2 separate regions of the Homo sapiens genome follow, and region 2 is linked to region 1. A link is a loop called in an ENCODE intact Hi-C map of the cell type or tissue named here. Cell type or tissue: heart right ventricle. All regions are shown on one strand. Links, peaks and the distances in the headings refer to the core of each region. The heading gives the core; the rest is flanking DNA.

Region 1 (7,713 bases), core at 1,474-6,473:
CACAGCATCTTCAGACATTACTTGGAATTCTTTTATGCCAGAGATTCCTCTCTTCTCCCCCATTTGTTTATTTATTCAGTCATTTATTTATATCAGCATGTACTCATGGGTATTTATTTTATACTTTGGCTTATAATTCAATATTACTTTATTTTGGTACTCAAATTATTTCAGTTTTGGCTAGTCTCCAATCTTTCACTTGGATCTCATGTCCCTTTGACATACTCCAATCATTGTGGATTTTATTTTTTTTTTTTTTTAGTACTTAGGTACTTTCTCACACTGAAAGATGCTTACTACTACCACTACTACTACTACTACTGCTGCTGCTGCTGCTTCTCCTCCTCCTCCTCCTCCCTCCTCCTCCCTCCACCCCCTCCCTCTCCCCCTCCCTCCTCCCCCCTTCTCCTTTCTTTCTTCTTCACTAGGGATGCTCATTGCTCCTGGGTGTCACCCTTATAGCTGACAGCAAGAAAATGTGTATACTTCTCTGCAGAGTTCACAGAAAAGAAAATATATGTGTGTATATTTAACCAGCATATATATACATATTTAAATATTTCTATATGTAACTATGTATATTGTACTATACTAAGTATGAGTTCATACTGATGTCTCCAACTTTAATCCATTACCACATGGATCCTTCTAGCCTTCTCCTTTTGCTTGTCTGTTACTTCTCACTCCAACAGTGAGAAACCTGTCTCCTATTGTCATTCATTCTTTACATAATTATTCAATTCCAGTATACATGTATAGTGGTATCAGAATTATTAACTTGTATCGCCATTCCTGTGGGAGACTATCAAACAGAATGTGGTGCTTACGTACTGTTTCTTTTGCCTTTCATCTGACTCCATTCATTTCTAGAGTTATTTAGGTCTCCCATTTCCTTCATTGACTTGTTTCATATATTCATAATACAATTAATTTGTTTTATCACATTCTGCATTCCATCCTGGGATCTTCTAACCTCCTAAATGATTTTTAAAAATTTGCAAACACTAAGGCTCACTCTTTGTGCTGTAAAATTCTGTGGGTTTTGACAAATACATAGCATCATGTATCTGTCATTACAGTATTAAACAGAATAGTTTCATTGTCCTAAACAATCTCTTGTGCCTTACCTGTTCAACTTCCCCCACTTCCCCCTGGCAACTACTGATCTTTTTATTATACCATCCCTGCAGTTTTGCATTTTTCCAGAATATCACATAATTAAAATCATACAGTATGTAGCCCTTTTCAGACTGGCTTCTTTCACTTAGCAAGATGCATTTAAGATTCATTCATGTCGTTTTGTGACTTGATAGGTCATTTCTTTAATTGACGGATAATGTTCCATTGTGTGGATATATCAATTTGTTTACCCATTCACCTATTGCAGGACATCTTGGTGGCTTCCAGGTTTTGGTTATTCTGCTTTTGCTGTTTTGTCAGTTTCCTTTTTCTAGATTGTTAACTGTACATAAATGAGGTAAAGAGATCATAGGGCAGTAAAATGTTACTATTTTTCAAGAAACTTATGTAGAATCCAGATTAGTTTGGAAAATGTTTGTGGCCTGGGAATGGCAATAAGACGTGGCTCAGAATAGGTTTCTGATAGAAGGTAGAGTTATAATTATTTTTCCACTCATTGAGCCCTGTAAGTAAAAAGGTCTGCCTTAGAATTTTCTCCAGTTTATGTACATTGATATTGAGACTAGTAGATTGATGAAGCTATAGAAATATAATCTGTCGGCCGGGTGTGGTGGCTTATGCCTGTAATCTTAACACTTTCGGAGGCTGGGACGGGCAGGTTGCCTGAGCTCAGGAGTTTGAGACCAGCCTAGGCAACATGGTGAAACCCCGTCTGTACACAAATACAAAAAATCAGCTGGGTGTGGTGGTGGGTGCCTGTAATGCCAGCTACTCAGGAGACTGAGGCACAAGAATTGCCTGAACCTGGGAGTCGGAGGTTGCAGTGAGCTGAGATTGTGCCACTGCCCTCCAGCCTGGGCAACAAAGCAAAACTCTGTCTCAAAAAAAAAAAAAAAAAGGAAAGAAAGAAATATAATCTGTCTTCAGTTCTGGCTTTTAAGTGTTCTTTCAGGATTGCAATAAGGAGTTGAGGAATTTGTTGGTTTATAATAGTTAGCTAATCCAACACTGATGATTTAGCACAAGCAGATTTTAATCTCTTTTCGGGTGGGAGTGGGTTTAAAGAATCATGTAAAGAATAGTTTTTCTGTGACCATTCAGAATGTTTGTCAAATAGACATAACATCAGTCCCAGGGAGCAGAGGGAAACCAAGCCTTGTTTAGGGTGCAGCTCTGTGTATGGGTATAATTCATATTTATCAAATCCCATGTCACAGCTGAAAATGGTGACCATGAGGGGCAGATGAAAGGCATCCCTCTCTGAAATCTTAGTCTATGAGCTTGAATAGTCATTGTAACATGCAGTTGAATAAAAATTTAACAGTTAAGTTAAGGCTCTTTTGCCTGTAGAACATGAAAGTAGATAGCTGAGGCTGGGCATGATGGCTGATGTCTCTAATCCCAGCACTTTGGGAGACTGAGGTGGGCAGATCACCTGAGGCCAGGAGTTCGAGACCAGACTGGCCAACATGACGAAACCCTGTCTCTACTAAAAATACAAAAAATTAGCTGGGCCTGGTGGTGCATGCCTGTAATCCCAACTACTTGGGAGGCTGAGGCAGGGAGAATTGCTTGAACCCGGGAGGTGGAGGCTGCAGTGAGCCGAGATCGTGCCATTGCACTCCAGCTTGGGCAACAAGAGTGAAACTGCATCTCAAAACAAACAAAGTAGATAGCTGGCCTTTAACTCATTTATATTTAGAGAGAGGTGGTCCTATAGGCATGACAGTGCCTCTGTTTAGTGCTGATTTCCCTTTTTCTCTTTGTTACTGGAGGTGGAGAGAAATGAGGGATGGAATTGAACCTTTTAAATGGAAAGATGGTCGATATTATCTTGTTGCAGTATGGTTGGGCTTTAACGGTCTGTTCATTTTAACAGTCATCCCACCACCTGAGGCAGGAAGTGAATTTTGCCAGGTTTTCATGGTTCTACTGAGGTTTTCTTGACTTTTAAACTTCCTTGGATGTGCTTCATATATCTAATAGGCTTGAAAACCCAGGGCCTAGAATTTGAGAGTTGAGAAGAAGGTCCCATATATTCTCAGGCACCTTCTCATGATGCCTGTTTAATCTGGCAGTAAAACATTTGTAGTTTAACATTCAGGTACCCTTTAGTGTGATAAGTGCAGGACAAAGTTCCCACTTACAGTGTGTGTGTGACAAAAACCAATAAATAAGTGGCACTGAGGGTTACACAACAATGGGTTTGTTACAAGTTGTCCTGGCCAAAGGGCCTCTGTGCCAAAGGGTGGCAGAAAAACGGCACAGGAAGGCAGCCAGCCTGCAGTACTTGCATGGCCCTTGTAATTGAAAGGTAAAGAAATCTGGGAAGACTGTTTGTCTTTTCCAAGGGAAGTGCTTTTCTCTCGCAGTGGCCAAAGGCCAGTTTAATGCAGAGCCAGGCCCTTTGGGATGAGTAAGCCAAGTACTGAGACAGCTTGTTCACTCAGGACTTCCTAATATTTGTATTAAAGTATGAGGAAAGGGAAGAATAAGAGACAACTGAGCACATTAGCCTGCCTTGCATTTATTTTATGTTCTCTTATCTTTCTCTTACTGACCTGTGATGTCAGTATTTCCTCTTGGGAAATATTTTTCACACTCTGCTTTCCTGACAGTGTTTAGAACATAGCTAGTCCTTAGTGTCTATGTCTCAAATGAATGAATCAACTCTGCATTTAGAGGAGTACAGGAAAACACCTGAAACCTTCTTCATACAACATCTCTGGGTTTTGTTGTAAGTTATGTTTGTAGAGTCCTACAGTTGAGCCAGAAAATGATGACCAGTGCCCAGCATCATTAAGGCAGAATTAAGGCGTCTCCCACTGTGGACCCTGTTAGTCTTTATAGTGGGGCACTTTGTCAACATGCTGTGAACGAACTTTACAGCTAGTCATGTTTGTTTTCTTTACTTTTCTACTTTGCATTTCAATAGCTCCTCATCATGTGGCATGATATGAAGTGGGTACTATTTATTAGCTTTTTTTTTTTTTTTTTTGAAACTGAACAAAAGTTTTCTTTCTATGCTGCACTCTCTCCTCCCAAATAAAAGTTGCGTATCTCTTAACGCAAAACGCTTGGGACCAGAAGTGTTTCAGATTTTGGATTTTTTAAAAAGGATTTTGGAGTATTTCTGGAATACATACCAGTTGAGCATCCCTAATCCAGAAATCCAAAATGCTCCAATCAGCATTTTCTTTGAACATCACGTTGGCGCTCAGAAATTTTTGGATTTTGGATGTTTGGATTAGGGATGCTCAGCTTGTGCTTTTGAACATTCATATTGGTGTTCAGTGGTTAGCGCACTGCTTAGGGCTAACAAATACTGGGCTAGTGGTTAGAGAAGCAACTTATGCTTTTCTTTTTCTTTTTCTTTACATTTTATTTTTTATTTATTTATTTATTTTTTGAGACGGAGTCTTGCTCTGTCACCCAGGCTGGAGTGCAGTGGCGCCATCTCGGCTCACTGCAACCTCCACCTCCTGGCTTCAAGCGAATTCTCCTGCCTCAGCCTCTGGAGTAGCTGGGATTACAGGTGCCTGCCACCACACCTGGCTAATTTTTGTATTTTTAGCAGAGACAGGGTTTCACCATGTTGGCCAGGTTGGTCTCGAACTCCTGAGCTCAGGTGATCCACCCGCCTTGGCCTCCCACAGTGCTGGGATTACAGGTGTTGAGCCACTGCGCCAGGCCAGCTCATGCTTTTCAAACTTTAGTTCCAGGATAACTGGCCTTCTACCAGTGTCATTTGGCAAGTCTGACCTGCCTTCAGAGTATTTGGGTCTTTGGATTCTAGATTCTTTCCTGTTTTCTCCTATAACTGTTTTTGTGCCTCTACCTGTTCCTCTTTAGCAGTGTCTGTATCCTGTTTCCTCTGAGCTTTATTCTTGGTCACCTGGTTTCAGGAGCTTTGGGTTTTATCTGAATGGGAGTGATTTCCCATTTTGCTTCCTTAACCCTGTCTTCTCCTTCACTGATCAACTGCTTATTTTCATCAGTCATTGTAATAGTTCCAGGATAGTTCATTTTCAGTTCATATTGGACATGACTGAAGTTTTTCCACTGAAGCCCTTGCTTCGTAACTCTTTTATATTATATTATTGTCAACAACTTTATCTTCCTGGCCTTTTCAGTCATGTAACAAAGTTGGCATGATTTTTATTGCTTTTTCTTGTAGTTAATCTCAAGTTGCCCTTTTTTTATAACCTCTTTTTAGACTTCTAACTTTTGATTGGCTAGTGTTTGCTTTTTAAAAAAAAAATATATATATATATATATTGCTGTTTTTATTTCTTAATTCAGCAGAGTTTTGTGTACTTACGCTGAACTGGGCATAGTGTTGGGTGACAGGTATGAATGACATCATTCCTGCCCTCTGTTGGCTTATAAACTCCTTGGGAAGTTAGAGCAAGAACACAGATTAACTACAGAACAAAGTAGGTAATGTAGCATAAGTGCTAGGTCAGTGGTAACGCACACTGTTGTAAGTGGTCAGATGGGAGTGATTTTTTTAGCAAGGGTAGTCAAAGATAGTGTGTTTGGGCCGAGTCTGTAATAGCAAAAATGAGAAATAACTTAAAAGTTAATCAGTAGGTATGATCCATGTGCTGTATATCAATATGGTATGATCTATGATTTATGTGGCCATAAAAAGTAAGATACAGTATTTGAAGAATTTTTTCATGAAACTCGAGGATGCTCCTAAGCGAGAAAGCAGGATACAAAACTTTATAAGATGGATGCAAATTTTTTACTAAAAGAAAATCAAAATATTATGTGAATATTTAGAATTTTCTGCATATTTGGTATGAACATCTGTTAACAAACATTATTTTTAAAAAGGAATACTCCTTTCCTATTACCTTTGAATTATTTATTTGACCATTGTGCTGTACTGAATTGTTTTTCATTTTTGCATTGTGTGTACATTTTTTCTTTTTCTTTTTCTTTTTCTTTTTTTTTTTTTGAGACAGAGTCTCGCCCTGTCGCCCAGGCTGGAGTGCAGTGGCGCGATCTTGGCTCACTGCAAGCTCCACCTCCCGGGTTCAAGCGATTCTCGTGCCTCAGCCTCCTGAGTAGCTGGGATTACAGGTGTATTCCACCACGCCCAGTGCTGGTCTCGAACTTCTGACCTCAGGTAATCTGCCCACCTCGGCCTCCCAAAGTATTGGGATTACAGGTGTGAGTCACCACCCCTGGCCGTGTGTACATTTTCTAGACATTATCCTCTGTGTTCTTTTCACTTTGCCTAGACCATGACTGTGCGCCAATAAAACTTTATTTACAGAAACAGGCAGTGGGTTGGATTTGGCCCATGAGCTATAGTTTGCAGAGTTTTGATGTAGAGTATATACTTAGGGTGAAGTTAATTCATAATAGTTAATGTGGATTCATGTTTGGAATGACCTTCTTGATACTTTATAATTTGGGAGACCATCTTCATAGATTTAATTAATTTTTGACAACCTCATTCTAGCTAAAGAAGGCCTGTAAGAGGAATAGGGAAAGTGTTCTGCCATTTTCTTGTTTACTTATGATTACATTAGTATTATCGTTATTTAACATATAGTTTCTTTACAAGTATCTTTTTAAGCCACATACTCATTTTCGTATGCTTTAGTTAAAAATTGGCATGGTTGTATAGTGTGAATGCACTTAATGCCACTGAACTGTACACTTAAAAATGGTTAAAATGGTAAATTTTATGTAATGTATATTTTACTGCAATTTTAAAAAATTGATGTATAACCACTTGCATGGATAGACTTCTTGTTATGGAATGTCACATTTTCCTCAGATATCTCAAATATGGGCAGCAATTGGCTGGCATGGAACTTCATAAGGGTCCTGGTTTTCATCAATACATTAAAATTCATAAAGTTTAATTTCTACTGTTTTTAGTTAAAATAAAAATAAATAGAATATTCCGTATCTTCTTCCTACATCCTGGTGAATCGTTCTGTCCACCCCTGGGGAAACACATACCCACTGAAGAGTGACCACTGGGCAAGAGACCTATTTCTAATAGGATGTTTTGATTTAATATTGAGGCAGTACGTTGATAATCCTTATTCTTTTGTTCTTCCCTTGTCTGTGTATATTGCTAATGGTGTTATCCTGACCTTGTATTTTCATACCCATTCTGTCTTCCTGATCCAGCTCTGCTTTTTCACCCACATATGTAAAATATATGTATATATTTTCATATATATAAATATCATTATATATGCATATATTTTCATATACACACACACACACACACATATATATATATATATATATTTTTGGAGACGGAGTCTCACTCTGTCCCCAAGGCTGGAGTGCAGTGGCGCAATCTTGATCTCAGCTCACTGCAACCTCCACCTCCTGGGTTCCAGCGATTCTCCTACCTCAGCCTCCCAAGTAGCTGGGATTACAGGTGCACACCACCATGCCTGGCTAGTTTTTGTATTTTTAGTAGAGACGGGGTTTTGCCATGTTGGTCAGGCTGGTCATATACATATATATATTGCTCAGGCCGGAGTGCAAGTGGTGTGGACTGTGGCTCACTGCAGCCATGACCTCCTGGGCTCA
Region 2 (7,713 bases), core at 2,010-7,009, 63 kb before region 1:
GCAACATCTCTTGTAACCCCAGTGCACCAGTCCAGGGGTGTGGAGAGGTGAGGGGCCCTGGCCCAGGGGCTGAGTCTGTCTACCTTTGGCCCCCTGGGGCTTCACTCATAGTCTGGGATGATAAGTTATGGTGAGACGGGCCCTGGCCTAGAAGCAAGAAGCTGGAGTTCTAGGCTCTGCTTTGATTTGCCATGCGTACTTGGGCCTTTTCTTTTCTGGCACCCATCTCTCCACCTAAGAAGTGAGAGACGAATTGGTTTTATTAGCTAATGAGTTTTTGAGGAGTCAAGAGCCTCTTAGATAATGCAAGCAAAGCAACGCACTTTCTATCAAGAGAAGGGTCCCTGGTTGGGAGCCCTAGCACTAGTTGGTCTTCCAGCCCTGGTGACCAGGCTGCCATGATTCTCCAGCGCTGGGGCATTGGTGGGGACCCTGGGAAGCTGAAGAAGAGGTTGTGCTGCAGAGCATGTTGGAGGATCTAGGAGTGCCTTGCTTTCCACTTCCTTGCCATGGCTTCCACACAGGCTCGTTCTCTGTGGCTCTAGCTCCAACTAGGATTGAAGGACAGACCTCTCTTGGGTACCATGAAGCTCCTCAGACTGAATCAAAGATGCAGAGAGTAGAATAATTGGAAGGGTGCTGAGAAAGCCCAGCAATACCTCCCTTGTCTCCTGCCTGTTCTGTTGCCTAAATTCCACCATTATAGCATGAGCACTTTGGATTCAACATCTCTCTTGCCATTTGGCCTGTGTATAGTATAGCTGTGTCTAATTCCTTTACCAGTTATTAATATCTTGCCTGGACTTGGCTTATCAGATCAATTTCCTGCAGGTTGGTTTTCCTTGTTAGAGCATACGGAAAGAAGTGGCAGGTTGGGTCGGGGCTATAGCAAGTATCCAGTGTCCTAAGAATTACCGTGGAGAAGTGCTGGAAACAGCGACCAGGAGAAACATAATTTTCTGGGGGGAGAATCCAGGAAGGCATCCCAGAGGAAGTGATGTTTTATCTGAGACTCAAGGTAGGGGACACTAGAACTAGAGGCAGGCAGGCCTGGTAGGTTCTGCTAAAGATACTTTTTTTTTTTTTTTCAAGAGTGCAGGATGGATTTATTGCTCGTGGTTTGAGGAGGCTTCAAGCATGTCCTTATTTTTTTTTTTTTTTTTATTGATCATTCTTGGGTGTTTCTCGCAGAGGGGTATTTGGCAGGGTCATAGGACAATAGTGGAGGGAAGGTCAGCAGATAAACAAGTGAAAAAAGGTCTCTGGTTTTCCTAGGCAGAGGACCCTGCGGCCTTCCGCAGTGTTTGTGTCCCTGGGTACTTGAGATTAGGGAGTGGTGATGACTCTTAACGAGCATGCTGCCTTCAAGCATCTGTTTAACAAAGCACAACTTGCACTGCCCTTAATCCCTTTAACCCTGAGTGGACACAGCACATGTTTCAGAGGGCACAGGGTTGGGGGTAAGGTCACAGATCAACAGGATCACAAGGCAGAAGAATTTTTCTTAGTACAGAACAAAATGAAGAGTCTCCCATGTCTACCTCTTTCTACACAGACACGGCAACCATCCGATTTCTCAATCTTTTCCCCGCTTTTCCCCTCTTTCTATTCCACAAAACCGCCATTGTCATCATGGCCCGTTCTCAATGAGCTGTTGGGTACACCTCCCAGATGGGGTGGTGGCCGGGCAGAGGGGCTCCTCACTTCCCAGTAGGGGCGGCCGGGCAGAGGCGCCCCTCACCTCCCGGACGAGGCGGCTGGCCGGGCGGGGGGCTGACCCCCCCACCTCCCTCCCGGACAGGGCGGCTGGCCGGGCGGGGGGCTGACCCCCCCACCTCCCTCCCGGACGGGGCGGCTGGCCTGGCGGGGGCTGACCCCCACCTCCCTCCCGGACGGGGTGGCTGCCGGGCGGAGACGCTCCTCACTTCCCAGACGGGGTGGCTGCCGGGCGGAGGGGCTCCTCACTTCTCAGACGGGGCGGTTGCCAGGCGGAGGGTCTCCTTGATTCTCAGACGGGGCGGCCGGGCAGAGACGCTCCTCACCTCCCAGACGGGGTCGCGGCTGGGTAGAGGCGCTCCTCACATCCCAGACGGGGCAGCAGGGCAAAGGCGCTCCCCACATCTCAGACGATGGGCTGCCGGGCAGAGACGCTCCTCACTTCCTAGATGGGATGGCGGTGGGGCAGAGACGCTCCTCACTTTCCAGACTGGGCAGCCAGGCAGAGGGGCTCCTCACGTCCCAGACGATGGGCGGCCAGGCAGAGACGCTCCTCACTTCCCAGACGGGGTGGCGGCCGGGCAGAGGCTGCAATCTCGGCACTTTGGGAGGCCAAGGCAGGCGGGTGGGAGGTGGAGGTTGTAGCGAGCCGAGATCACGCCACTGCGCTCCAGCCTGGGCACCATTGAGCACTGAGTGAACCAGAATCCGTCTGCAATCCCGGCACCTCGGGAGGCCGAGGCTGGCGGATCACTCCCTGTTAGGAGCTGGAGACCAGCCCGGCCAACACAGCGAAACCCCGTCTCCACCAAAAAAATACGAAAACCAGTCAGGCGTGGCGGCGCGCGCCTGCAATCGCAGGCACTCGGCAGGCTGAGGCAGGAGAATCAGGCAGGGAGGTTGCAGTGAGCCGAGATGGCAGCAGTACAGTCCAGCTTTGGCTCGGCATCAGAGGGAGACCGTGGAAAGAGGGGACAGGGAGAGGGAGGGAGAGGGAGAGGGAGAGGGAGAGGGAGAGCTGCTAAAGATTCTTATTCCTGCCTTCAGAGTGGTGGGAGCTACCAAAGAAATTTAAGCAAGGTGGTGATGGAATGAGATTTTGCATTTTTGACAGGACCACTCTGGGTGCCACAGGATGGAGAAGTAATTGGACGGAGCAAAAGGCAAATGGGAACCTAGGTGGAGGCTAAGTGCTCCAGGGAGCAATGATGGGCCCTGGATGAGTTGTGGCAGTGGAGCTGGACAGATGCCAAAGCAGATGCCAAGCAGAGAAATGTGCCTCCTATTCTTAGCACAGTAGCCCGAGTGACCTTGCTTCTCTTACACCCCAGCCATGTCTCTATCTCGCACAGAGGAAGTCTCATGTCTCTCAATGGGGTGCTCCCTGCACATGCGGCAGGGCGCTGTGCCTCATGGGCATCCCATCCCCCTGGACTACATGCCAGGAGAACTCCCCAGTCACATGACCTCTGCACATCCCTGGTACTGCTCGGTCCTTCAAGAACCACTGTGGTGGGGGGTGGCGGGAGGCTTTGATTTTGCTTATTCCCTCTGCCAGTTGCAGTCTTTTATTTGAGATGGAGTCTCGCTCTGTCACCCAGGCTGGAGTGCAGTGGCGTGATCTCAGCTCACTGCAACATCTGCCTCCCAGGTTCAAGCAATTCTCCTGCCTGACTCCACTCCCCCCAAACCCCCCTCACCGCCCCAGTATCTGGGATTACAGGTGAGCAACACCATGCCCGGCTAATTTTTGTATTTTTGATAGAGATGGGGTTTTGCCATATTGGCCAGGCTGGTCTTGAACTCCTGACCTCAGGCGATCCTCCCGACTCGGCCTTCCAAAGTCCTGGGATTACAGGCGTGAGCCACCGCACCTGCCCAGGTACACTTTTTATCCAGATATCTATGCACATTGATTCTTGACTCCACACTCCTGCCTCTCTCCGCAAGGCCTTCCCTGACCCCCTTGTTTTGAATTGCAATCTGCCCTCACATAATCCGTACGCCTTTTCTGTTTAATTTTTTTCAACCGCACTTTTTACCCTCTCACATTCTCTAGATTTGGGGCATATTACTTGTCTCCTTCCATCAGAATGTAAACTCCACGAGATTAGGAGTGCTGTCAGCTGTGTTCCCTTCTCTGTCAATCGCCAGCGCCTCCGAACAGCTCCTGGCACATAGTAGTTGCTTGGTAAATATTTGTGCAATGCACGAGGCCGCATATGACCGGAATGGGAGGTGAGGGGATTATTTTCTGGCCTGGACCAGCGACGGATGGTGGTGCCACCGGGTTGGGGAGCACGTCGGGGATGGCGCGTAACGATGTTAGCTGGGGCCAGGTTGAGCTAGGCACGCAAATACAACTTTTTTTTTCCTGGAAACCCTGTAACAGGAAGGTTCCGGAGGGCGGGACAGCGTCGGAGGCAGGCAGCTAGGCCATGCCAAATGGCACTGGGGCTTCGTGTCGTGCCACAGGCGTGGACCGAAAATGCGGACACATGCAGGCTGCCTCTCCTCGCAGGCAGAAGCCACACGCAGACCTAGACCCTTTGCACCGCATCCCCTTATTCAATCGCGCACCCGCCACCCTTCGACAGTTCCTCTCCCTCCACCCCAACCCCACGCCGCGCGCGAGGCTGGCCCTTTAAGAGCCCCGCCCCGACTCCCTCCCCCCTCGCGTGACTGCGAGCCCCCGCGCCGGGCCGGGGAATGGGTCGGCTGGGTGGCTGCGCGGGCCTCCGGTCCTTCTCACGCAACGCCTGGGCACCGCGCCTCCGGGCCAGGTGGGGCGGGGACGGGCCGCCTGACCTCTGCCCCCTAGAGGGATGTCGCCGGCGCACGCAAGCTAGCCGGGGGTAGGGTGGGGGCTCCGCGCCAGGTGCCCCCTCCGTGGTCCCTGGGCCCGAGTCTTTCCGTGGCCCCCCGCCGCCGGATTTCTGTGCTCTGCCAATCAAAGCACTAGCCACCCCGGGAGCCAAGAGGGACCCTCAAGGGCCGGTGGGTCCTGGCTGGAGGGACCGCGCGTTGCAATCAGCACTAAGGCGATCCTAGAGGCTGCGAGGAGCCGCTAGTGAGCGCTCAGCGAGCCTGCCCCTTCGCCATCCATTCCGATCCTTCAATCAAGAGGCGCGAACCTCAGCTAGTCGCCCGGGCTCTGGGGGACAGGTCCAGCCCCGCGGCGCCTCTGGCCTTCCGGCCCCCGTGACCTCAGGGCTGGGGTCGCAGCGCTTCTCACGCGAGCCGGGACTCAGTAACCCCGGGAAGGAGGTCACCACGGGGCAGCCCCGCCCCCGCCTGCCGAGTCCTGGTAGGCTGTAGCGCTGGGGAGGCATCTGCACGCCCAGCGTTCCAGTGGGTGCAAAAATGACGAAGAGGAGTCCCCGCGCCCCAGGATGGAGCTTCCCGTACCCTCTCTTCGGGCTGTCCTGGGACTTCTCCCTCAAGCCCCCTCCTCGGCTGGGTTCTGCACTGCCCTTGGGACGCCTTGGAATTGGGACTTCCAGGTGTTCCCAGCCCTCACCCCTCTATGTACAGGCACCGAGATGTGTCCCATAGTGGGTTCTTGCCCACCCGACCCCCCACCCCCGCCGCCCTCCGCCACCTTTCTCTCCAATCCCAGAGAGACCAGCCCGGTTCAGGCTGCTTCTCCCTCCATCTCAGCTCGCTCCAGGGAAGGAGGCGTGGCCACACGTACAAGCCCGCCTATAAAGGTGGCAGTGCCTTCACCCTCACCCTGAAGGTGACAGTTCCTTGGAACCTTCCCTGATCCTTGTGATCCCAGGCTCCAAGAGTCCACCCTTCCCAGCTCAGCTCAGTACCTCAGGTGAGTTGCTGGGGGACTTCTGGCTTGCCCTTTCTCTCCCAATAAAAGGAACATTTTGGTGCCTCCAGGACTTCTTAGGTAGCTACCTGTCTAGCACCTCCAAAAAGGGAGGCTCAGAGTGTTTTTAGTGACCAGGCAGTCTAGCCCCCTAGTGGGGAAACTGAGGCCAGGGGAAGAGGAGGACTTGCCCATGGTCCCACAGCTGGTACCAGACCTCTAGATACAGATGGCATCTCATTCAGGACTTCAGGACCCAGGCTCCAGCTCCATCCCCTAGTGAGTGTCTCCCTGCCTACCCTGGGGCTTCCCCATCAAGGCCACCTGGCAGGCTGGAATATGTGCAGCCCCTCCCTCAGGCTTTCTGATGACAGGGGCTTCTCCTTGGGTGGACAGGGTGGATGGAGGGGGTGGGCTGGGTTCTTACCAGCTGTACCCTGCCCTAGCCTAAGAAGCTACCCCTGGCAGATTTTACCCTCCTAAGGGTGGCTTGTCAGTGCTGAGATGTCCTAGACAGCTGGGACAATAGAGGCAGATCTGTGCAGGAGTCCCAGGCCTTTCCTATCTCATTGACCATCTTCTTTGTCCTTTGCTGGGAGACAATCAGGGTGACAGATTGCCAACTGCAGGGAGCTGGAAATACCAGTCCCTAAAAACTCACCAGTCACATCTCCCTTGGCCTCCTACCATCTTACAAAGGCTGCAGGTCCTTGGGATACCCACTGTGCAGAAGGGGACACCATAGCACACCAAAGCCTGGCACTGTCCCCTGTTGACTCAGGGATCTAGTGTGCTTTGATATTTAGCCCCTCCAGGAAGCCTCCCTCCACTATAATACTTGTGGTAGGAACCATCCATCTCCCTGTCTTGTGAGGTTCTCCTGTGGGGAGCCTAACTGGTAAGACTGTCAGGTTCCCCACAGCAGATCTGGGTTTTCTCTTCCCTCTGGATCCAGCTGGGTACTCTGAACTGAGAGATCTTGTCTTACCCTCTCTCAGATGTTGAAATTGGACCCCAGAAAAGTAAAATGTGCAGTCCAAGATCACTTTGACTAGAATGTTGGGTCTACTGACCTCTAGTCCAGGGTAACAGGCAGAGATGCCTGATATGTTGGAGAGAGTGGTTTATGAATTTAAACACCCTTTTTAGGTCAAGCTTACAGAGAAAGTATTGCCTCAGTTTCCTTTCAGTTTAGATCCATTCCTGATTTCCCTGATTCCAGTCTGGGGTTTTCTTACAGCCTAGTGGGAACCTTCCATTTATTCTCTGCTCTCTGGTAACCTGCAAAAGGGGGAGGTCCAAACTGTTCATTCATTGAGAATTGAGCCAAAAAAAAACCCTGGCCTGGATTTCTCTGACTAAAGAGCTCAATCTAGCTGGTCTCCAGCTGCCTTTAAACTGTGGATCAGTTGAACTCAGAGAGCTGGGGCTGAAAGCAATGTGGTTTGGGAAGTGGCCATCCTGTCCCCTATCTCTTCCTCAGTCTGTCCTGGGGTCTGGTGGGATTTCCTGCATCCTGGGATTGAGCAGCAGAGAACTGAGGGTTCTGGGAAAATTCCTTCATTGATCTGACCACTCTTCAAAAGGAGGTACATGTGACAGCAGCTGGAAATTTCCAGGGAAGTGTCCCTAAGGAGTCTGAGTCCTGGCTCTGTCACTGATTGCTGGGGGACTTTGGACAAGTCAGCGCTGCTTCCCCCAAATGTTAAATGAGGCTAAAGGATCAGATGATCCCTAATTCCCCTGAGAACATGATTTTCCTAAGTGTGGTGGGTAGGACTCGGGGTGATACACCTTGATTATGTGTTTATTTTAATGTGTTAGGGGAAAAATCAAACTTGTACTTTCACATAGATATTGTTTATGATGATATGTAGGTAGATTTAAAGTTGATTTTAGGAAAATGTGAAGTAAATAACAGTACTGGTACTATGTGGAAATCACAGATTGACATTGGAAGATGTCAGTTTAGATTGGTACAGCAGTTAAGAGAAAGCGTTCTGGAATTAGGCAACTTGGCTTGGGAGTCTGCATCCAACACTTTCTGGCTGTGTGACCTTGGGCAAGTTACTTACCTTCTCTGAGCCTCATTGCAGGCTACTTCATAGATTTGTGGCCAGGGCTGAATGAAGAAGGACTGTGAAATTCTTAGCCCACAGTGGTAGTTCAACAACTTC

The links. A loop is a pair of places that touch in the nucleus more often than their neighbours do. Peaks named below come from ENCODE experiments on the same cell type or tissue, not always from the same donor. Only the 100,000 strongest peaks of a DNase experiment are listed, where the experiment ranks them.
Region 2: it touches region 1 in a loop (2.1-fold over the local background); 2 of 110 quality-filtered maps call a loop at or near these places.

Annotation. Positions count from the first base shown.
Region 1 is chr15:74,660,124-74,667,836 of GRCh38, reverse strand. All of the region lies in intron 3 of EDC3 (enhancer of mRNA decapping 3), which reads left to right. Among named protein-coding and RNA genes, the nearest start is that of EDC3, 32 kb to the left of the region's middle. In heart right ventricle, for the core only: no CTCF peak of the experiment used is centred there; a DNase peak (open chromatin) is centred at 3,416; H3K27ac peaks cover 1,304 bases.
Region 2 is chr15:74,723,267-74,730,979 of GRCh38, reverse strand. It overlaps CYP1A1 (cytochrome P450 family 1 subfamily A member 1), which reads left to right and starts at 5,452. Exons shown (of 7, transcript NM_001319217.2): 1 at 5,452-5,539. RefSeq lists enhancers at 4,386-4,409, 4,458-4,472, 4,547-4,569, 3,708-4,907, 4,940-4,963 and 1 more, silencers at 4,456-4,615, 4,615-4,724, 4,796-4,875, 4,720-4,895, 4,615-4,895, a cis regulatory region at 3,615-4,989 and a promoter at 3,840-5,744. In heart right ventricle, for the core only: no CTCF peak of the experiment used is centred there; DNase peaks (open chromatin) are centred at 2,969, 4,379 and 4,996; H3K4me3 peaks cover 1,935 bases; H3K27ac peaks cover 1,879 bases; H3K27me3 peaks cover 714 bases.